Regions from separate parts of the Mus musculus genome. Here region 2 is linked to region 1. Evidence: chromatin loops called from intact Hi-C (ENCODE). Cell type or tissue: left cerebral cortex. All regions are shown on one strand. Links, peaks and the distances in the headings refer to the core of each region. The heading gives the core; the rest is flanking DNA. Region 1 overlaps Cyp2c38 (cytochrome P450, family 2, subfamily c, polypeptide 38). Region 2 overlaps Cyp2c39 (cytochrome P450, family 2, subfamily c, polypeptide 39).

Region 1 (11,842 bases), core at 2,548-10,547:
CTCAGCCTGTTTATTCTTTGTATAGAGAAAGGCCATTGACTTGTTTGAGTTTATTTTATATCCAGCTACTTCACCGAAGCTGCTTATCAGGCTTAGGAGTTCTCTGGTAGAATTTTTAGGGTCACTTATATATACTATCATATCATCTGCAAAAAGTGATATTTTGACTTCCTCTTTTCCAATTTGTATCCCCTTGATCTCCTTTTGTTGTCGAATTGCTCTGGCTAATACTTCAAGTACTATGTTGAAGAGGTAGGGAGAAAGTGTGCAGCCTTGTCTAGTCCCTGATTTTAGTGGGATTGCTTCCAGCTTCTCTCCATTTACTTTGATGTTGGCTACTGGTTTGCTGTAGATTGCTTTTATCATGTTTAGGTATGGGCCTTGAATTCCCGATCTTTCCAACACCTTTATCATGAATGGGTGTTGGATCTTGTCAAATGCTTTTTCTGCATCTAACGAGATGATCATGTGATTTTTGTCTTTGAGTTTGTTCATATAATGGATTACATTGATGGATTTTCGTATATTAAACCATCCCTGCATCCCTGGAATAAAACCTACTTGGTCAGGATGGATGATTGCTTTAATGTGTTCTTGGATTCGGTTAGTGAGAATTTTATTGAGGATTTTTGCATCGATATTCATAAGAGAAATTGGTCTGAAGTTCTCTATCTTTGTTGGGTCTTTCTGTGGTTTAGGTATCAGAGTAATAGTGGCTTCATAAAATGAGTTGGGTAGAGTACCTTCTACTTCTATTTTGTGAAATAGTTTGTGCAGAACTGGAATTAGATCTTCTTTGAAAGTCTGATAGAACTCTGCACTAAACCCGACTGGTCCTGGGCTTTTTTTGGCTGGGAGACTATTGATAACTGCTTCTATTTCTTTAGGTGATACGGGACTGTTTAGATGGTCAACTTGATCCTGATTCAACTTTGGTACCTGGTATCTGTCCAGAAATTTGTCCATTTCGTCCAGGTTTTCCAGTTTTGTTGAGTATAGCCTTTTGTAGAAGGATCTGATGGTGTTTTGGATTTCTTCAGGATCTGTTGTTATGTCTCCCTTTTCATTTCTGATTTTGTTAATTAGGATTTTGTCCCTGTGCCCTGTAGTGAGTCTAGCTAAGGGTTTATCTATCTTGTTGATTTTTTCAAAGAACCAACTCCTCGTTTGGTTAATTCTTTGAATAGTTCTTCTTGTTTCCACTTGGTTGATTTCACCCCTGAGTTTGATTATTTCCTGCCGTCTACTCCTCTTGGGTGAATTTGCTTCCTTTTTTTCTAGAGCTTTTAGATGTGTTGTCAAGATGCTAATATGTCCTCTCTCCCGTTTCTTCTTGCAGGCACTCAGAGCTATGAGTTTCCCTCTTAAAAATGCTTTCATTGTGTCCCATAGGTTTGGGTACGTTGTGGCTTCATTTTCATTAAACTCTAAAAAGTCCTTAATTTCTTTCTTTATTCCTTCCTTGACTAAGGTATCATTAAGAAGAGTGGTGTTCAGTTTCCATGTGAATGTTGGCTTTCCATTATTTATGTTGTTATTGAAGATCAGTCTTAGTCCATGGTGGTCTGATAGGATACATGGGACAATTTCAATATTTTTGTATCTGTTGAGGCCTGTTTTGTGACCAATTATATGTTCAATTTTGGAGAAGGTACCATGAGGTGCTGAGAAGAAGGTATATCCTTTTGTTTTAGGATAAAATGTTCTGTAGATATCTGTCAGGTCCATTTGTTTCATAACTTCTGTTAGTTTCACTGTGTCCCTGTTTAGTTTCTGTTTCCATGATCTGTCCATTGATGAAAGTGGTGTGTTGAAGTCTCCCACTATTATTGTGTGAGGTGCAACGTGTGCTTTGAGCTTTACTAAAGAGTCTTTAATGAATGTGGCTGCCCTTGCATTTGGAGCATAGATATTCAAAATTGAGAGTTCCTCTTGGAGGATTTTACTTTTGATGAGTATGAAGTGTCCCTCCTTGTCTTTTTTAATAACTTTGGGTTGGAAGTCGATTTTATCCGATATTAAAATGGCTACTCCAGCTTGTTTCTTCAGACCATTTGCTTGGAAAATTGTTTTCCAGCCTTTCATTCTGAGGTAGTGTCTGTCTTTTTCCCTGAGATGGGTTTCCTGTAAGTAGCAGAATGTTGGGTCCTGTTTGTGTAGCCCATCTGTTAGTCTATGTCTTTTTATTGGGGAGTTGAGACCGTTGATATTAAGAGATATTAAGGAAAAGTAATTGTTGCTTCCTGTTGTTTTTGTTGTTAAAGTTGGCATTCTGTTCTTGTGGCTGTCTTCTTTTAGTTTTGCTGAGGGATTATCTTCTTGTTTTTTCTAGGGCGTGGTTCCCATCCTTGTATTGGTTTTTTTCTGTTATTATCCTTTGAAGGGCTGGATTCGTGGAGAGATAATGGGTTAATTTAGTTTTGTCGTGGAATACTTTGGTTTCTCCATCTATGGTAATTGAGAGTTTGGCTGGGTATAGTAGCCTGGGCTGGAATTTGTGTTGTCTTAGTGTCTGTATAACATCTGTCCAGGCTCTTCTGGCTTTCATAGTCTCTGGTGAAAAATCTGGTGTAATTCTGATAGGCTTGCCTTTATATGTTACTTGACCTTTTTCCCTTACTGCTTTTAGTATTCTATCTTTATTTAGTGCATTTGTTGTTCTGATTATTATGTGTCGGGAGGAATTTCTTTTCTGGTCCAGTTTATTTGGAGTTCTGTAGGCTTCTTGTATGTTCATGGGTATCTCTTTCTTTAGATTTGGGAAGTTTTCTTCAATAATCTTGTTGAAGATGTTTGCTGGTCCTTTGAGTTGAAAATCTTCATTCTCATCAATTCCTATTATCCGTAGTTTCGGTCTTCTCATTGTGTCCTGGATTTCCTGGATGTTTTGAGTTAGGATCTTTTTGCATTTTCCATTTTCTTTGATTGTTGTGCCGATATTCTCTATGGAATCTTCTGCACCTGAGATTTTCTCTTCCATTTCTTGTATTCTGTTGCTGATGCTCGCATCTATGGTTCCAGATTTCTTTCCTAGTGTTTCTATCTCTACTGTTGCCTCACTTTGGGTTTTCTTTATTGTGTCTACTTCCCTTTTTAGGTCTTGGATGGTTTTATTCAATTCCATCACCTGTTTGGTTGTGTTTTCCTGCAATTCTTTAAGGGATTTTTGTGTTTCCTCTTAAAGTCTTCTACCTGTTTGGTTATGTTTTCCTGTAATTCTTTAAGGGATTTTTGTGTTTCCTCTTTAATGTCTTCTACTTGTTTAGCAGTGTTCTCCTGTATTTCTTTAAGTGAGTTATTTAAGTCCTTCTTGATGTCCTCTACCATCATCATGAGATATGCTTTTAAATCCAGGTCTAGCTTTTCAGTTGTGTTGGGGTGTCCTGGACTGGGCAAAGTGGGAGTGCTGGGTTCTGATGATGGTGAGTAGTCCTGGTTTCTGTTAGTAAGATTCTTACGTTTACCTTTCGCCATCTGGTAATCTCTGGAGTTAGTTGTTATAGTTGTCTCTCTTTAGAGATTGTTCCTCTGGTGATTTTGTTACACTATATCAGCAGACCAGGGAGACTAGCTCTCTTCCCTGAGTTTCAGTGGTCAGAGCAGTCTCTGCAGGCAAGCTCTCCTCTTTCAGGGAGGTGCACAGTTATCTGGTGTTTGAACCTCCTCCTGGCCGAAGATGAAGGCCCAAAACAGGATTTTTCCCAGAAGCTGTGTTGCTTTGGCCTGCAGACTGCCCACTGCGGAGTCCCAGAATCAAGGTGGCCCCCGAGGAACGTGAGGCAGAAGCCTCACGGGCTGTGCGGACACCTGTGCTCTGACCAGGAAGGTGGCAGGTTGTCTGGAGCCGAAAATGGCGCCGCCTCAGAGGCTCTGTGGCTCTCGCCCGGTCCAGACGCTGCTAGCCTCTGTGTTCCACACTCTCACCCGCAGACCTCCGGCCGCGGGGTCTCGGAACCAAGGTGACCCCCACGGAACGTGAGGCAGAAGCCTCCCGGGCTGTGCCCCAATTGAGAAATATGATGAACTGGATGTTATTTGTATATAATACTCTGTGATTTACATAATTGTTGTGGTTGTCCACAATTTATGTCTGAGAGAAGAGTTTTGTTTTGGGTTTTTTGTTTGTTTTGATTTAGTTTTAGTTTTTTTGTTTTGTTTGTTTTGGGGTTTTCTTGGAGAGAAAAATGTGAGGTATTAGAGATTGGTTCTATTAATTTGATTCAATTGGAAATCCACTCGTCCAAACACTAATGGTCCTTGTCCACAATTGGTTTTTAATCATGCAATAAAGATGCCAAGGGAAAATCATTGGAGAAAGTGGGGCTGGGGCACTTAAAGTTGCTTGAGCTAGGACACAGGGGATAGGTAAAGGAGAAATCGCCATGAAGTAGTTGGATATAGATGGACAAAGGAGCTTCAGGAGATAAAGCCAATTGGCCACATTAGAATCAAGGTAAGAGGCCACTGGCCAGTTCCCAACTGGGCCTGGGGAAGGAGGGAAAAGTTTAGGAGTACTCAGCATTTGAGGTAGCCAAGACATTTTAAAGTTGTGTGTGTTTGTGTGTGTGTGTGTGTCTTCCATTCAGGAATCCAGATATCTCCAGGGCATTGTGTACATGTGATCCACTGGGAGCCAAGGTGGTGTAATCCAAACTAATCTTTACACAGATACTTCTGAGAAAACTTGGTAAAACAAAATAATTCAACCTTGTTGGGATTTTAAGAATGCCTTTAGGAAAAAAAAAATACAGTAAGGAGGGTCTATCTGCTGTTTATATCATAAGTCAACAAAAAAATCAATGGCAAAAAGTATAGTTCAGAATAAAATCGAAATAAACTCTAAATGGTATTAAATAGTTTTGGCACATTATTGTATAAAGTACTCAAGAGTTAAGTAATTGGTTTCAAATGTTACTAACAGACTCAGCCCTAGTCAATCCAAGACAGATTACAAAAGAAGCAAAGAAATATTAAATTTCAGTAGAAAAGAGACTTCAAGATTCATAATGTGGATTGCATAGATGGTATTTTGGCTATTTTGCATTTAGAAAAAAAATCTACTTAGCACACACAGTAAAAAATCAAAGACATATGTAGAAAGCGAAGACTAAGACTACATCCATTGTCAGGAATCGACGAAACAGACACTGTAGTGCTTTATACTAATGTCAAGTTTACTTCATTGTGGGTAATCAGTGAAGATGATCAAAGAACTTGTAGCAGCTATTAGGAAGAAATTAACTACAAATATCTTAAAAGCAAGCATCTACAGTTTATTAAAAAAAATAGTAACTGGATTCTCCCAAATATTGTTAAAGGAACACTAATTCTTGAAGTACCTACATACTACATTGATGCATAAAGTTGGAAATATCTGGTTATAACTCAGAAAAATAAGCAAATTAATAAAAAAGCTCACATACATTAGTTCAAATTCAGATTTGTACAATATTATTATGATATTATTGGATTTTCCTGAAACACTTAATATACTTGCTGACTATTAATATACAGAAACAGCTGTTTTGTATATGAAAATGCTAAATTCATTCTGGATAACTCAAAATTAACCTTGTTATTTATGCAACTGCAACAAGCAATTAGAAATGGAAACTATCTATTGTATCTCACCCATATTCCATTTCATATAGGCTGACCAGTTCCATTGACACAGGAAATGAAAAAATCAATTGATAGTAGGAAATGTGAGAGAAACCAGAAATTTTCATATTCAATGCCATGATAACAGTAAATGTTGAATAAAATCTCTTCTGTCAGCTGGCAACAAAACAAGGAAATTATTGTAAAATATCCTACTTGTCCTTTCTATAATCAAACTTCATTATCTGCTGCAAGCAACCAAAAGAAATAAAATCTAGCAGATTTGTTTCATTTTGTTTTATTTTGCAGAATTTAGAAAACTAAAGTTTATACACCGTACCAATGATACATACTCAAGCTTTCCATGTGAAAATGCTGTGACTTCTGAAATGGTTTCTCTGACAGTTAACCATTTACTGGAAGTAAATGACTATTGTAGGGATAATGGTACAAACTAAGACTGAAAATGCCCCCAATTATGTCTCCAATAAGATGAAGCAATTCTTTTCATAGTATAACATAAAGCACAATACTGGTAACCACACAATTCTACAGGACACGGAGTCATAGAAAGTTCTAATGCATTTTAAAATAAATGCATATAAAACAAAAAGAAGAATAAAGACCCCCATGGATGGATTAATACTGCTCTGTTAACTTTAGACTTTCTGGATATTAATGAAGCAATCACAGGAGGGGGAAATGAGGGGGGAACATGGGTGGTAAAGGGAACAGGGAGTGGAAGAGGAGAACATAATCAGGTATTGAGTGGGAGAAAATGACAGAAGCCCTGAGGGCCAGCAGAAAGAATGGAAACAGACAACTCTGGAGGTAGAAGGTAGAAGAACCCCCTAGAATGTTCCAGAGACCTGGGAAGTGAAAGACTCTCAGGACTCAAAGGGTGGACTCATAGATGACGTGCCCTACATTGGGGAGAGGCAACTTGTAGAGCCTTCTTCTAGTAGAAAGATGGGCATTGAGTGGATGGATGGGTTTTGCCATCCCACAGTCAAAACTCTGACCCAGAATTGTTAATGTCTGAAAGAACTGTAGGGACAAAAATGGAGAAGAGGCTGAGAAAAAGGGATTTCAGTGACAGATACAAACTGGGTTCCAGCTCAAGGGGAGCACCCAAGGCCTGACACTATTACTGGTGCTATGGTGTGCTTACAGACAGGAACCTAGCATGGCTGTCCTCCTAGAGGCCCAACAAGCAGCTGGCAGAGACATATGCAGATATATATACCCATCTAATGGACAGAAGCTGATGACCCCTGTGGTTGAATTAGGGGAAAGCTGGAAGAAGCTGAGGAGGGGGGCAACCCTATAAGAAGACCAACAGTCTCAAATAACCTGGACTTCTGAACTCTCTGAAACACCAACCAAGCAACATATACCAGCTGATATGAGGCCCCTAACACATATACTGCAGAGGGCTTCTGGGTCTGGTCTCAGTGAGAGAAGATGTACTTAACTCTCATGAGACTTAAAGCCCCAGTGAGTGAGTACATGTGGTGGGGTGGGGTTGGAGTGGGAAAGGAACATCCTCTTGGAGACAGGGGGAGGAGGAGGTATGGGATGTGGAGCAGTCAGAGGTTAGAATATGAGAGGGATACAGTCTGCACTGTAAAACAAAATTGAAGATTAAATTCTAAAAAGGAAGTAAAAAAGGTAAAATTAAAGGCTCCCATGAGTGGATTAAATAGTGCTCTGTTTACTTTAAACTTCCTGAACTTTAATGAGAAAGGTACAACAGCAGCTGAGAGACATTGAGAAATGGATGAAGACATAGAACTCTCAGCTCTGCCTGTGCCATGCTTGCCAGCCTGGATACTGCTATGCTCCCACCTTGATGATAATGGACTGAACCTCTGAAGCTGTAAGTCAGCCCCAAGTGAATGTTGTTTTTTATAAGACTTGCCTTGGTCATGTTGTCTGTTCACAGCAGTAAAACCCTAACAAAGACAACTATGGAATTCAATCACGCTATATAATATGAGAACATGTTAAAATCAGAATGAAAGTCAGAGAAGGTTTTCTGTTGAGGGTATGGATTTGTATATATTTCCACACAAAAACATAGGTATAAATACTATCAAAACTAAATAAGCTCAAGGGTTAGCATAGGAGGTCTTCAGGAAACCTTAACCTCTGACTCAAAAAGTAGAAAGAAGAGAGCCTGACAATCCACTGCCTTCCCCCTAAAAGCCAAGAAAGCCTACATAAAAAACACTTACCACCTAACCACTGAGAGCTGCGAGCTGGACTCTGGACTCCTACAATCCAAAGCCTCAGCCATAAAGAAGAACAATAGACCTATGAACAGGATATTAAGACAGAATATGCTGAATAATGCATCTTGCATGACCAAGTTGGACAAGCCGCAGGATCACAGAGCTAGGAGCAGAGATTAAGAAGCTTCACCAACTTTGGTACCTGGTATGTGTCTAGAAATTTGTATATTTCATCCAGATTTTCCAGTTTTGTTGAATATTAGCTTTTGTAGTGGAATATGATGGTTTTTCTTAATTTCTTTGGTTTCTGTAAGTCTCCCTTTTCAACTCTGATTTTGTAAATTTAGATACTGTCTCTGTGTCCTCTGGTTAGTCTGGCTAAGGGTATATCTATCTTTTTGATTTTCTCAAAGAACCAGCTCTTGGTTTTGTGGATTCTTTGTACAGTTCTTTTTATTTCTGTTTGGTTGATTTCATCCCTGAGTTTGAGTATTTCCTGCCATTTACTTCTCTGGGGTGTATGTACTTCTTTTTGTTGTAGAGATTTAAGGTGTGCAGTCAAGTTGCTTGTGTATGCTTTCTTTAGTTTCTCTTTGGAGGCACCCAGAGCTATGAATTTTCTTCTTAGCAGTGTTTCCATTGCATCTGATAATTTCGGGTATGTCATGCCTTCATTTTCATTAATTCTAAAACGTCTCTAATTTCTTTATTTCTTCCTTGACCATGTTAATATTGAGTAGAGTGTTGTTCATCTTCCATTTGTATGTGGGATTTCTGTTGTTTTTATTGTCATTAAAGACTAACCTTAGTCCATGGTAATCAGATAGGATGCATGAGATTGTGTTAGTCTTCTTGTACCTGTGGAAACCTGTTTGACAACTAATTGTATTGTCCTTTTTGGAGAAGGTACCATGAGTTGCTGAAAAGAATGTATATTCTTGTTTTTTAGGATGAAATGTTGTATAGTATCTATTAAATCCATTTGGATTCATAACTTCTGTTAGTTTCCCTGTGTCTCTGTTTAGTTTCTGTTTCCATGATATGTCCATTCCTGAGAGTGGCATTATGAAGTCTCCCATGATTACTCTTTGAGGTGCAATATATACTTTTAGCTTTAGTAAAGTGTCTTTTATGAATAAAGGTGCCTTTTCATTTGGAGCACAGATGTTCAGAATTGAGAGTTCATGTTCATAGTTCTTTTCCTTTAATGAGTATGAAGTGTCCTTTCTTATATTTTTGAAAACTTTTGATTGAAAATTGATATTATTTGATATTAGAATGGATTCTTCATCTTGTTTCTTGGGACCATTTGCTTGGAAAATTGTTTTCCAAACTTTTACTCTGAGGTAGTATCTGTTTTGTTACTGTGGTGTGTTTCCTGCATGTAGAAAAATGCTGGGTCATGTTTACATATCCAGTCTGTTAGTCTATGTCTTTTTATTGGGGAGTTTTATTGGGGAGTGTTGGAGCTTTCCATCTCTTATCTTTAGTAGAGCTGGATTTGTGAAAAGTTACTGTGAAAATTTGACTTTGTTATGGAATATCCTGGTTTTTCTATCTATGGTAATTGTGGGTTTTGCTGGATACAGTGGCATGGGTTGGAATTTGTGTTCCCTTAGAGTCCGTATGGCTTTTGCTGAGGATCTTCTAGCTTTCATAGTCTCTGTCAGATAAACCATCTAAATAGTCCTATAACCATGAAAGAGATAGTAGAAATCATTGAAAGTCTAACAACCAAAAAAATTAAAATAGCCCATGATTTTAGTTCAGGATTCTATGAGATCTTCAAAGAAGACAAAATACCAATACTCTCCAAAGTATTCCACAAAATTTATACAGAATAAACACTACCCAATTAGTTCTATGAAACTAAAATTTTGCTTATACCTAATCCACACAAAGACCCAACAAAGGAACAGAACTTCAGACAAAATTCTCTCATGAATATCGATGCAAAAATACTCAATAAAATTCTCACAAACTGCATCTAAGAACATATCAAATTAATAATGCATCATGATGAAGTAGAATTCATCACAGGGATACAGGAATGGACCAATATATGGAAATCTATTTATGTAATCCAATATATTAACAAACTCAAAGAAAAAAATCCCATAGATAATCTCATTAGATACTGATAAATCCTTTGACAAAATTCAACAAGCCTTCATAATAAAAGTCTTGGAAAGATCAGAAATTCAAGGCCCATACCTACATTTGGTAAAAGCAATATACAGCATACCAGTAGCCAACATCAAGATAAATGGGTAGAAAGTTGAAGCAATTCCACTAAAATCAGTAAAAAGACATGCCTGCACACCCATCCCTACCTATTCAATACAATAATTGAATTCCTAGCCAAAGCAATTAGACAACAAAGGGAGGTAAAAAAATACAAATTGTAAAGGAAGAAGTCAAAATATCTCTATTTGCAGATAATAAGATAGTATACATAAAGGACCACAAAAATTTTTACCGCAGACCTCCTAAGCCAGATAAACAAAGTCAGCAAAGTAGCTTGATATAATAATGCCAAACAAATCAGTACACTTCCTCACCACAAAGGATAAACTGAGTGAGAAAGAAAATAGGGCCCCCAATGAAGGCGATAGAGAAAGTACCCAAGAAGCTAAAGGGGTCTGCAATTCTATAGGAGGAACAACAATATGAACTAATCAGTACCCCACAGAGCTCATGTTATGTAGCAGAAGATGGCCTAGTCAGCCACCATTGGGAATAAAGGTCCCTTGGTCTTGCAAACTTTAAATGCCCCAGTACAGGGGAATGCCAGGGCCAAGAAGTGGGAGTGGGTGGGTAAGGGAGCAGGGTAGGGTGGGTATAGGAAACTTTCGGGATCACATTTGAAATGTAAATGAAGAAAATATTTAATAAAAAATGTAAAAAAAGAAAATTGGACATACTACTACCAGAAGATCCAGCAATACCTCTCCTGGGCATATACCCAGAATTTGTTCCAACTTGTAATAAGGACACATGTTCCACTATGTTCAGAAGAGCCTTATTTATAACAACCCAAAGCTAGAAGAACCCAGATGTCCCTCAACAGAAGAATGGATACAGAAAATGTGGTACATTTACACAATGGAGTATTGCTCAGCTATTAAAATAATGAATTTATGAAATTCTTATGGAAATGTATATATCAGAAGGATATCATCCTGAGTGAGGGAACCCAATCACAAAAGAACACACATGATATGCACTCATTGACAAGGAGAAATTAGCCCAGAAATTGAGAATACCCAAAATACAATTTGCAAAAAACATGAAACTCAAGAAGCAGGAAGACCAAAGTGTGGATACTTCGTTCGTACATAAAATAGGGAACAAAAGACCAATGGATGGAGTTACAGAGACAAAGTTCAGAGCAGAGCCTGAATGAATGACCATCCAGATACTGTCCAACTTGGGGATCCACCCCATAAACAACCACCAAACTCAGACAATAGGCAGATGCCAACAAGATCCTGCTGACAGGAGCCTGATATAGCTGTCTCCTGCAAGGCTCTGCCAGTGCCTGGCAAACACAGAAGTGGTTGCTCACAGTCATCCATTGGATGGAGCACAAGGTTCCCAGTGAAGGAGTCGGAGAAATACCCAGGGAGCTGAAGGCTACTGAAGCTCCATAGAAGGAACATCAATATGTACTAACCAGTACCCTCAGGGCTCCTTGGAACAATATCACCAATCAAAGAAAACACATGATGAAACTTGTGGCTCTCCCTATATTTGTAGCAGAGGATGGCCTACTAGGTCATCAATGGGAGGAGAGGCACTTGGTCCTGTGAAGGCTCTATGCCACAGTATAGGGGAATCCCAGGACCAGGAATGGGAGTGGGTGGGTTAGGGAGCAGGAGGAAGGGGGAGGGGATAGGTGATTTTAGGAGGGGAAACTAGGAAAGGGGATAACATTTGAAATGTAAATAAAGAAAATATCTAATAAAAAATTACAAAAAAAAACCCCAATGACTTCATAAAATTTG
Region 2 (11,842 bases), core at 1,419-9,418, 120 kb after region 1:
AGTTCCAGTCCTGACTTCCTCGGTGATGAACAGTATGGGAGTGTAAGCTGACTAAACCCTTTCCTCCCCAACTTGCTTCTTGGTCATGATATTTGTGCAGGAATAGAAACCCTGACTAAGACACACAAACAAGCTGCATGTATGCTCCTTGAAGGATAAGAATGGCTCAGGGGAAAATCTGAGATCTCCTAAAACAAGCACGGCCACAAGCCACCATAACTCCAAGGCAGGACTATGGAGCATAAATAAATTTTATGTCTCGGTCCAGCTATTTTTATTATATAATCAGGGGGGAAATTGTAGCCTCCCCAGCCTGAACCAGGCTGGTACAGACCTTGTAGCCACTGAGGTGGGACCACCTGCAGTGCAGCTTTCAGACTTGGCTGGCTCCTTTTGAAGTGACAACTGCCCTGCTCTTCGGCTACCTGCCAAGAGGCTGAACCTGTCTTCCTGAGACAGTCCTGAATAAGCAAGGAGCTGGGCAACTAAGTGCTGAAGGTATGGCAGCATGGTGACAAAGCACCGGACTGGGTGGCAGGGAGGATGGGCCTTCCCCCTTATAAGCATGGTCTCTTATTACACTCGCGGGCCTTGATCAGAACGTTTGTCTTGGCTTCATTATCTTTGCTCACAGTCTAGGCTCTTTCAGCCCCAGCATGCCTCCTTGGTGTACCCAGTTCATATAGGCCACGGGCCGGCTTATAACAGATTACATTTACTGTTTTAACTTTATTAGTTCCATTATATGAAACAATTCTAATTTCAAGTACTTGTTAATGAGCAATTTTCCACATACTAATATAGTTTTTGTTTCTTAATATCAGAAATGGTTTGAAGTGTGTACATCTTTCAATGTCTTCGATTCTGAAATCTTAAGTCTTTTTCCACTACTATAAATGTGATTATATCTTTGATTTCATTCTAGTTCACTAATTTTTTTTTACTAATTTCTATTGTAGAGAGTCATAACTAAGTTTAATTTTTAACCTTGAAATTATGCCGACACAATTTACTACTATTAGGCTTTTTTCCTCTTTTTATTTATATGGGATTTTTTAATATATGCTTTGTATGACATTGATGCAGTTAATTTTATTGAGGTTAGGTGAAGCTAACATTTCTCTTTCCTGAAGAATATTTACTTATGTGGTTAATGGAGTGTTCTGTATAGGTGTTTTAGGTTTAGATAATTTCTATTGTTCTAAAAGTCATTTATTTACAATCAATTCATTCTTTCTAGATGCTCTATATACAATTGAATATTAATTACGATGAATTTCATACTTTTATTGTAAAACAGTTCATTAGTCTTTGGAATGTCTGCTTCATGTTTATTGAAAGTCACTTATTTAATGCAGATGCATTTACAATTCTATTATTTTTTAATTTAGCACAATTATATGATCAACTTTACATCTTTATTTTTCCCTTTTTTTATTAGATATTTTGTTTATTTACATTTCAAATGTTATCCCCTTTCCTGGTTTCCCCCTGAAAATCCCCTATCCCTTCCCTCCTCCCCCTGCACACCAACATACCCACTGCCACCTCCACACCCTGGAATTACACTACACTGGGGCATAGAGCCTTCACAGGACCAAGGGCCTCTCCTTCCATTGATGATTGATTAGGCCATACTGTGATGTTATCATTGTTCAGATATGTTTCAAGAAAAACATTTTTGAGATAGCCATAGCTTCCCTCTCATATCTAGAAGAAGCAATCTTATAGCAGATACTCTATTCCCCTGGCTCTTACAATCTTTCTTTCTCTTCTTCCAAGATATGTCCAAGTTTTAAATATCAGAGTTATATTGTAAATGTTATAATTTGGGAAAGGGAAATCAATAGTCAATATGAACTAACCAGTACACCTAGAGCTCATGTCTCTAGCTGCATATGTAGCAGAAGATGGCCTAGTCAGCCATCATTGGAAAGAGAGGCCACTTGGTCTTGCAAACTTTAAGTGCCCCAGTACAGGGGAACACCAGGGCCAGGAAGTGGGAATGGGTGGAACCAATAGTTCTATGCAATTTAATTAGGTGATTCTTTCTCCATTTGCTAAGAAATTTATTTATAATAAAGATAAGAATTTTATTAGTTTAAGAATTATTACCTCAATTCAATGGTTGGTTAGGTTTCCAGTAACAGCATGATTCCTATATTGTTGAGCAATCCTTAAATACATGTAGACAGCTGGGTTTTTTTTACTGTTTTTTTTTTTCTTTTTCCAAATTTTTATTAGGTATTTTCTTCATTTACATTTCAAATGCTATCCCGAAAGTCCCCAAACCATCCCCACCCCCACTCCCCTACCCACCCACTCCCACTTCTTGGCCCTGGCGTTCCCCTGTACTGAAGCATATAAAGTTTGCAAGACCAAGGGGCCTCTCTTCCCAATGATGGCCTACTAGGCCATCTTCTGATACATATGCAGCTAGAGACACAAGCTCCAGGAGTACTGGTTACTTCATATTGTTGTTCCACCTATAGGGTTGCAGACCCCTTTAGCTCCTTGGGTACTTTCTCTAGCTCCTCCATTGGGGGCCCTGTGTTCCATCCAATAGCTGACTGTGAGCATCCACTTCTGTGTTTGCCAGGCCCTGGCATAGCCTCACAAGAGACAGCTATATCAGGGTCCTTTCAGCAATATCTTGCTGGTGTATGCAATGGTGTTAGCATTTGGAGGTTGATTATGGGATGGATCCCCAGGTATGGCAGTCTCTAGATGGTCCATCCTTTCGTCTCAGCTCCAAACTTTGTCTCTGTAACTCCTTCCATGGGTGTTTTGTTCCCAATTCTAAGAAGGGGCAAAGTGTCCACACTTTCGTCTTCTTTCTTCTTGAGTTTCATGTGTTTTGCAAATTGTATCTTGTATCTTGGGTATTCTAAGTTTCTGGGCTAATATCCACTTATCAGTGAGTACATATCATGTGAGTTCTTTTGTGATTGTGTTACCTCACTCAGGATGATGCCCTCCAGATCCATCCATTTGCCTAGAAATATTTTTTTCAACCTTTACTGTTAACATGGCATTGAATATGATAATTTCTGGTTTCTCTCACATTTCCTACTATCAATTGTTTTGTTTTGTTTTTTCTTTTCCTGTGCCAATGTAACTGCTAAGCCTATATGAAATGGAATATGGGTGATATACAATAGATAGTTTCCATTTCTAATTGCTTGTTACAGTTGCATAAATAACAAGGTTAATTCTGAGTTATCCAGAATAAATTTAGCAGTTTTGATATACGAAACAACTGTTTCTGCATATTAATAGTCAGCAAGTATATTAAGTGTCTCAGGAAAATCCAATAATACCATAATAATATTGTACAAATCTGAATTTTGAACTAATGTAAATGAGCTTTGTATTAATTTGCTTATTTTTCTAGGATATAACCAGACATTCCCAACTTTATGCATCAATATAGTATGTAGGTACTTCGAGAATTGGTACTTCAAGAATTGGTGTTCCTTTTACAATACTTGGGAAAATCCAATTAGTATTTTTTTAATAAACTGTAGATGCTTGCTTTTAAGATATTTGTAGCTAATTTCTTCCAAATAGCTGCTACAAATTTTTGGACAATCTTCATGATTATCCACAATGAAGTAAACTTGACATTAGTATAAAGCACTACAATTTCTGTTTGGCCAATTCCTGACAATTGATGTAGTCTTATTCTTCCTTTTCTACATATTTCTTTGATTTTTTTTTTTACTGTGTGTGCTAAGTAGATTTTTTTCTAAATGCAAAATAACCAAAATACCATCTATGATATCCACTTTATGTATCTTTCAGTCTCTTTTCTACTAAAGTTAAATATTTCTTTGCTTCCTTGTAATCTGTCTTGATTTGTCTAGAGCTGAGTCTGTTAGTAAAATTTGAAACCAATACTTAAATCTTGAGTAGTTAATACAATAATGTGCCAAAACTATTTAATACCATTTAGAGTTTATTACTATTTTATTCTGAGCTGTACCTTCTACTACTGAATTTTTTGTTGATTTATGATATAGAGAGCAGATAAACTCTCCTTACTGTATTTTTCCAAAGGTAATCTTAAAATCCCAACAACTTGAATTATTTTGTTTTACCAAAAGTTTTCTCAGAAGTATCTGTGTAGAGGTTAGTTTGGGCTATATTACCTTGGCTCACAGTGGATCACATGTGCACACTGCCCTGGAGATATCTGGATTCCTGAATGGAAGACACACACACACATGCACATGCACACGCACACACACCAGTTAATTTTAAAATGTCTTGGCTACCTCAAATGTTGGGTACTCCTAAACTTTTCCCTCCTTCCTTAGGCCCAGTTGGGAACTGGCCAGTGGCCATTTACCTAGATTCTAATGTGGCTCATTGGCTTTATCTCCTAAAACTCCCTTGTCCATCTATATCCAACCACTTCATGGGGATTTCTCCTTCTCTTATTCCCTGTGTCCTAGTCCAAGCAACTTTAAGTGTCCCAGCCCCACTTTCTCCAATGATTGGCCCCTGGCATCTTTATTGGATGATCAAAAACCAATTGTGGACAAAGACCATTAGTGTTTGCACGAGTAGATTTCCAATTGAATCAAATTAATAGAACTAATCTCCAATACCTCACATTTTCTCTAAAGAAAAAAAAAACCAAAACAATAAAAAATAAACCCCCAAACTAAAACTAAACCAAACCAACCAAACAAAAAACCCAAATCAAAACTCTTCTCTCAGACATAAATTGAGTACAGCCACACCAATTATGTAAATCACAGAGTATTATATACAAATAACATCCAGTTCATCATATTTCTCAATTGGATAGAGTACAGTACCATCAATCCTAACTTAAAGAGTTTTCAATTCTATGCCAGAAATATGTTCTGATTGTAGCCTCTAAAACCATCTGAAAAACATGCTTTCAATTATATATATCACCTCTCAATGCTAAATGAGTTAAGTCTGTTTATTAGCCCATAACTAGTCTTCAACCCATCAGAATCCTCAGAACAAACTGAACATTACCTAAGTATATAGAACCATCAAACATAGTTTCTAAAACTTAAAACAAATGTATAGATAAATGACTACCTGGACAGCCCATATTCCTTAAAATGTTGGAATATCTGTCTTTAGCCTTCTTGCCCAGAACCATCTGAAAGACCTTGAAATGGAGCAGGAAGTATGAAGGACTAGTTTGTTCTGTATTGGCAGAACCAAATTTCAACTTTCCCTCATTGTGTCTCTTTTTCAGATAGTTTTTTTTTTTTTTTTTTTTTTTTTTGTAGATAGATGGATAGGCAATTTCTCCCTCATGGCTACATTGCCATGATAAGCAACCTCACCTGTAGGGAAAGGTGCTCAATTCTTCTTTAAAGTAGAATGGGGAAGATTTTAGGGGCAGACATATCTCCTTGTCAAATGATCCTTAATAAGGAAATAAAATTAAATCTCACATTCTGTGGATTTCTGATGTTTTTGAAGACTATCTATTTAAAGTACATTTTAACTGTTAAACCTCAGCTACTCTTAGCCAGTCTATTGGAGGAAGTTGAAAGCACTTTATTATAATTAAATTAGCATCTAACATAACCATGAAATTACTATCTGGCCCTTAACTTGTCTTACTTAATCATCTTAAATAGTTTGTTATAATAGCTATTAGAAGGGCTGTGTCCATGCTTTGTATTCTTGAATAAGTTATATAGGCACAATTACTACCTAAGAGTAACAATGTTATTTTCAAATTTCATATCAATATGCAGATTTATACCCATGTAAGACTATGGCTACATATTGCTTTGTTCAAGAAAAAAAAAGAACTTTGTTATCTCTCTTTTTCCTTCCTCCCTGTTTAAAATTAGGACCATTTCCAAATTATCCTTTAAAATGACAACCTATCTCTAATTTAGAAAACAACCGTAAGTGGGCACCCAAACCCGGGGAGTTGGTATCACAACTCTCCATGTTTTCTTCCTGCTGAATAGGGGTGATGAGAAATTTTAAAGGGGTGTGGAGAGGTAGGAAAATTAGAAAAACCGGTTAGACTTCTGAAAGCCAATTTAGGATGTCTAACCAGTATCTGTTTGTTTAAAGGGGTCAAGGGTTGAGTGAAGTTCTGGCTGGATCTGTCTGAAAGGTTGGATGAAGTGAGACCATCTGGAATCAGTATCAATTTTTGAAGCAGTTTTGGAAGCATCAGTTCAGCAACTTTGAGAATGAACCTTACCAAATCTGTACATTCTATAATATATTAATCTCACAACCAAAATTTTAGAATCTTTAAAATGTTTCTGTGGATTTATCATGGTGCATAGATCAGTTAAGGATTGAAATTTTGTTCCTTGTTTGAGCAAGTGAAAGACAACTGACTTTTTGATGAGTTAATTTTATCAATAACCAATTGTTATAGTTCTTCATTTATGCCAAATGAAGGATGACACTATGAATGCTAAGGATTTCATAATCAGCAAGATTTATTACTTATTTTTTCCTGAAGTTTTTTCTAGAGACAATTTTTATGTTTAAGTCAATTTTTGGGCTATTCCCATGTCGAGGAATCAGTAGATCATGTTACCTGTCTTTTTTTATTTTCTTTAATTTTTTTGAGACCGTTTGGAGGTCTTCCCCTATCATATTTGATCCATATTCCTCCTAAAGGCATCCAAAGTCTTTTCTCCCAAAAGAGCCTCTCTCCCAAAGTAGAATGTCCTTCATCCAGTAACTGGAAATCATTAAATGTATATCTTGACCTCTCTCCCAAAAGAGTTTTAATATAACCATCAAACTCATAACTATATACATTTTTATTATACCATATGTCTTGGGTATAATCTGTATATTCTTTTCTATTCTCAATAAGAATTCAAACTTAAAAATCTCTATCCTTTATCTGGTAACTGGAGGAAGGCAGATTTTATTGTCTGCTTGTCACTATATTCTTCCTAACATGAGACCCAGGATAAATCCTTGCCATGAGCTGTGTTCCTTTGTTCTAGTTTCATGGCTCGCTCAAGAACCATGTAACTCATGACTTGGCTTAGCAGGTTGAGAAACGAAATCCTCCCTCCTCTTAATCTTACCTTGTGGTACATGTGTATTGTCTCTTTCATTCAGGAATCTCTAAATTAATTTAATAGTGAGTTCTCCCACCACCTTATGCCATCTGCAGCAGTGAGTTTGGGTTATACTACTTTGGCTCCTGGCAGATGTCATATATGTGCAGACACAGGAGCTATCTGTGTTCACATATTGAAGACATATATACATGCAAGTTAAGTTTTAAATGCCTTGGTTACCTCAGAGGCTGTACACTCTGACGCCTTCTCCTCCTACCCTAAGCCCAATGTGGAAAGTGGGCAGTGGCCTCTTACCTGAATTCTTATTTGGCTCATTGGCTTAATGTCCTGCAGCTCCTACATCTATCCATATCCCACCACTTCATGGGGATTTCTCCTTCTCCTATCTGCTACATCCTAGCCTGAGCAACTCTAAGATCCTGCCCTGTATCCCTTTGCCTAGTGATTAACTGCTGTCATCTTTATTGATCAATCAAAAATCAAATGGGGACAAGGACCTTTAGTGTTTGGACAAGCAGATTCCTGATTGCATCAAGCATTAGAACCAATACCCAACATATCTGAATCAAAATCAAATAACAAAATATCAACATTGTAATAAAAAATAATGGGTTATACAACTTTCGTATGAGTTCTCTAGTAGTTGTTCTATAACATATTGACATAGAGTTGGACTATTTAACATTTTTTGTAGAAGAAATTTCCATTGATATCTTTTTACAGGTTGAACATCTTTATAACTAGACATTGGAAAGGCATTTTTTTCCTTATCCTGAACTTGCAATGGAATGCAAAAAAAAAAAAAAAAAAAAAAAAAAAACCAGTCCTTTAAAACAATTGCTATCATGGGCCTTGTCTTAGGTAATAAAAAAAAAAAAAAGGTAAAGGTTTTCCAGAATGTAATGTACCTGTTGGTTTAAATCTGTTATCATTCTCCATTTCCACAATTTCTTTTTTATAACAAATACAGGGCAATTTCATGGGCTAGTAGACTCTTCTATATGTTGAGATTCAAGCTACTCTTTTACAAGTTGTTCAATTACTGGAAATTTTAGATTAATTAATGGGTCACTGCTCTACCCACATAGACTTGTTAGTCAACCATTTTATGGGTAGGAGCACTGATATAATTTTAGCTGTGGCCTCCCTTTACTCAATGGAAAGATCAATCCCTGTTGTGTACTGTTTGTGTAAAATCTGCATATTCCTTGGTTGTTCTACATGACAGCTTTCAATACTTTCCTTAGGAGTATGTTCCATTTCACCTCGTATTTTAGGGAGTGTATTTGGTCTTGAAGGAATATATAATCTGAGTTCCCCATAGGTGTCCTAAATCTGTTCCCCATATGTTTACAATTATGTCAGGCACATAAAGCCTTAACTTTACTATTTGACATCTGCTTACAACTTTGATTTATGTGAGATGACTTTCCAATATCTAGAATCTTTGAAGTAGTTATTCTGAATTCCCAGGTTTTTATAAATTAATAATTCCAGTAACTCCTATATCTATCAAACCTTCTATTTCTTTTTTATTAGATATTTTCTTCATTTACATGTCAAATGTTATCTCAAAGTTCCCCTATACCCTCCCCCTGCCCTGCCCACCAACCCTTCCACTCCTGCTTTCTGATGACATTCATTTGCATACTTAATTTTGGCATGTGATCATTAACAATTGATTGCCAGAACAAGTATTATCTAATACTTGTAAACTCTTCCTTTATTCTGACTAGAGCATTTTATCTTTGATACAGAGAAAAAGTAATAGCTGAGCAATCTTATCACCTCTGTTAAATTTCATATCTATTTTAATTGAATTTTACTTTTAATTCATTTTTTACACTCCATATTCCATTCCCCACTTTCACCCCCATGCACCCTGTCTGCTCCACATCGCATGCCTCCTTCCCACCTCACCTATCTCCACGTGGATGCCTCCACCCGCACCCCACCTGACTTTTGAACTCTCTGGGGCCTCTAGTGTTTTGAGGGTTAGGTGCATCATCTCTGAATGAACACAGACCAAGAAGTCCTCTACTGTATGTGTGTTGGGAGGCTTGTTATCATCTGGTTTATGCTGTCTGTTTGGTGGTCTAGTACTTGAAAGATCTTGGGGTCCAGATTAATATAGACTGCTGGTCCTCTGACAGTTTTGCCCTTCTCCTCAGCTTCTTTCACCCTTTCCTAATTCAACTACAAGGGGTCAGCTGCTTCTGTCCATTCATTTGGTGCAAATATCTGCATCTGACTCTTTTAGTTGCTTGTTGGGTCTTTCAGAGGGCAGTCATGATAGATCCCATTTTGTGAGAACTCCATAGCCTCAGTAATAGTGTCAGACCTTGGGACCTCACCTTGAGCTGGTCCAGATTTGGGCCTCTTGCTAGACCTTCTTTTCCTCAGGCTCCTCTCCATTTCTATTCCTATAATTATTTCAGACATGAACAATTATGGGTCAGAGGGATGGCAATCCATCCCTCACTTGATGTCCTGTCTTCCTGCTTAAATTGGGCTCTATATTTGCTTTCTCCCTACTGTCAGGCATTTCATGAAAGGTCCCTCCCTATAAATACTGGGAGCCTCTCACCTCCCAGGTCCCTGGTGCATTATGCAGCCCAACCTCTTTTTTCCTGAGGTTGCAGGTTTACATTCTTTCTGCTGGCCTTCAGGACTTCAGTCCTTTTCCCTCACCCAATACCAGATCAGGTTCCCCTCTCCCCACACTATTCCCTTCCCCCTGTTCACTTTTCTAAATCAGGTCACTCTCTCCCTCCCCACTTGTGATTCCTTTCTTTTCTCTCCTAACTGGGAATGAGGCATCCTCACTTGGGCATTTCAGATTCTTGATCTTTTTGAGTTCTGTGTACTATATCTTAGGTATTCTGTACTTTTCCCCCCTTATATCCACTTATTAGTGACTCCATACCATGCATGTTCTCTTGGATCTGACTTACCTCGCTCAGGATGATATTTTATAGATTCATCCATTTGCCTAGAAAACTCGGAATGTCTTCATTCTTGATAGCTGAGTAGTACTCTATTGTGTGAATGAGCCACATTTTCTGTATCCATTCTTCTGTCATGGGGCATTTAGGTTGTTTCAAACTTCGGGCTATCACAAATAAGGCCGCTGAGAACATAATCGAACAGGTGCCCCTATGGCATTGTGGGGCATCTTTAGGGTATATTCCCAAGAGTGGTATGGCTGGGTCTTCAGGTATATTTATTTCCAATTTTCTGAGGAATCTCCAGACTGATCTCCAGAATGATTGTACCAGTTTGCAATCCCACCAGCAATGGAGGAGTGTTCCTCTTTCTCCACATCCTTTCCAACAAGTGTTGTCAACTGAGGTGTTGATCTTAGTTATTCTGATTGGCATAAGGTGGAATCTCAGGTTCGTTTTGAATTGCATTTCTCTCATCACTAAAGAATTCAAACATTTCTTTAGGTGCTTTTCAGGCATTTGTGATTCCTTAGTTGTGAATTATTGGCTTAGTCTACACCCCATTTTTTGACTAGGCTGTTTGGTTTTTTTGGTGATTAACTTCTTGAGTTCTTTATATATTTTGGATTTAACCTTTTATCGGATGTGGGGTTAGGGAAGATTTTTTTCCCCAATCCTATATCCTTTGTCTTACAGAAGCTTTCCAGGTTCATGAGGTCTCATTTATCAATTCTTGATTTAGAGCATAAGGCATTGGAGTTCTGTTTGGGAATTTTCCCCTCGTGACAATGAGTTCAAGGTGCTTTCCCACTTCCTTTACTAGAAATAATAAATTTAATAATAATATTAGATTCAGTATATCTCATTTAAGTCGAGGTCCTTGATTCACTAGGATTTCAGCTTTGTACAAGCTGACATATATGGGTCTATTTTCATTCTTCTACTTACAGTCAGCAGCCAGTTAGACCAGCAGTATTTATTAAAGATGCTTTTTTTTCCCAATGTATATTTTTGGCATCTTGGCAAAATTCAAGTGACAGTAAGTGTGTGGTTTTATATCTGGGTCATATCTTTAAAAAAAAACATAGACCATAATTTTTATTTCTTCTTTCAAATCTTTGTCTATCCATCATGTATACACAATAAATCCTTAGGAAATGAAACTGTAGTTTCCCAAGACCATTCCTACTGTCCTTGATGGCAAAGGACCATAAACTCCAGTACATATTTTATAACATTGAAATTTGGGGGGAATAGTGTAATATGCTATTTGTGATCAATTCTAGAGCAGCACTTCCTGCAGTAGCATGCATTAGATCTGCAATACTTAGTTGAGTTTTTTTTTTTTTTTTCTGTCTGCTTGTTATTTCCTGGATGACAATAGATAAAAAGTTCCTACTTTTTGTTGTGGAGCCTTGAGCTAGGACCCCCATTTCATTTTCTGAAAGCAAGAAATTTTTTTGGATATTTCTCTTGTATCCATACTCATTAATCCAGTGTTAACTTCTGCTGCATTACATGTAGAACCCTGTAAGTGTAGACATTCTTTCTGACTTATATGTAAAAAGAACTATTATCCTTAGAAATGCTTGTTTGCAATATTTGTTTAGAATGTCCATATGTTCCATAATTAAAGCACAATGACATTTAATATCCGAGCCTTCTATCTAATACGTGGTGTACATTAGAATCAATATCATTTGTATTTGTTATCCATTCATCCTTGGGCACTCACACTGCCTTTAGTAGTGTAATAACTATTTTACATTCTGAATTCACATTTTGAATGTTAGGGTCTCTACCCAACACCTGTCTTGATTCAAGGCA

The links. A loop is a pair of places that touch in the nucleus more often than their neighbours do. Peaks named below come from ENCODE experiments on the same cell type or tissue, not always from the same donor. Only the 100,000 strongest peaks of a DNase experiment are listed, where the experiment ranks them.
Region 2: it touches region 1 in a loop (12-fold over the local background); 8 of 42 quality-filtered maps call a loop at or near these places.

What each region holds. Positions count from the first base shown.
Region 1 is chr19:39,422,843-39,434,684 of GRCm38, forward strand. The region is part of intron 5 of Cyp2c38 (cytochrome P450, family 2, subfamily c, polypeptide 38); the gene reads right to left. It also overlaps a transcript of Cyp2c39 not described here. Among named protein-coding and RNA genes, the nearest start is that of Cyp2c38, 34 kb to the right of the region's middle. In left cerebral cortex, for the core only: no CTCF peak of the experiment used is centred there; no DNase peak of the experiment used is centred there.
Region 2 is chr19:39,545,105-39,556,946 of GRCm38, forward strand. The region is part of intron 5 of Cyp2c39 (cytochrome P450, family 2, subfamily c, polypeptide 39); the gene reads left to right. Among named protein-coding and RNA genes, the nearest start is that of Cyp2c39, 40 kb to the left of the region's middle. In left cerebral cortex, for the core only: no CTCF peak of the experiment used is centred there; no DNase peak of the experiment used is centred there.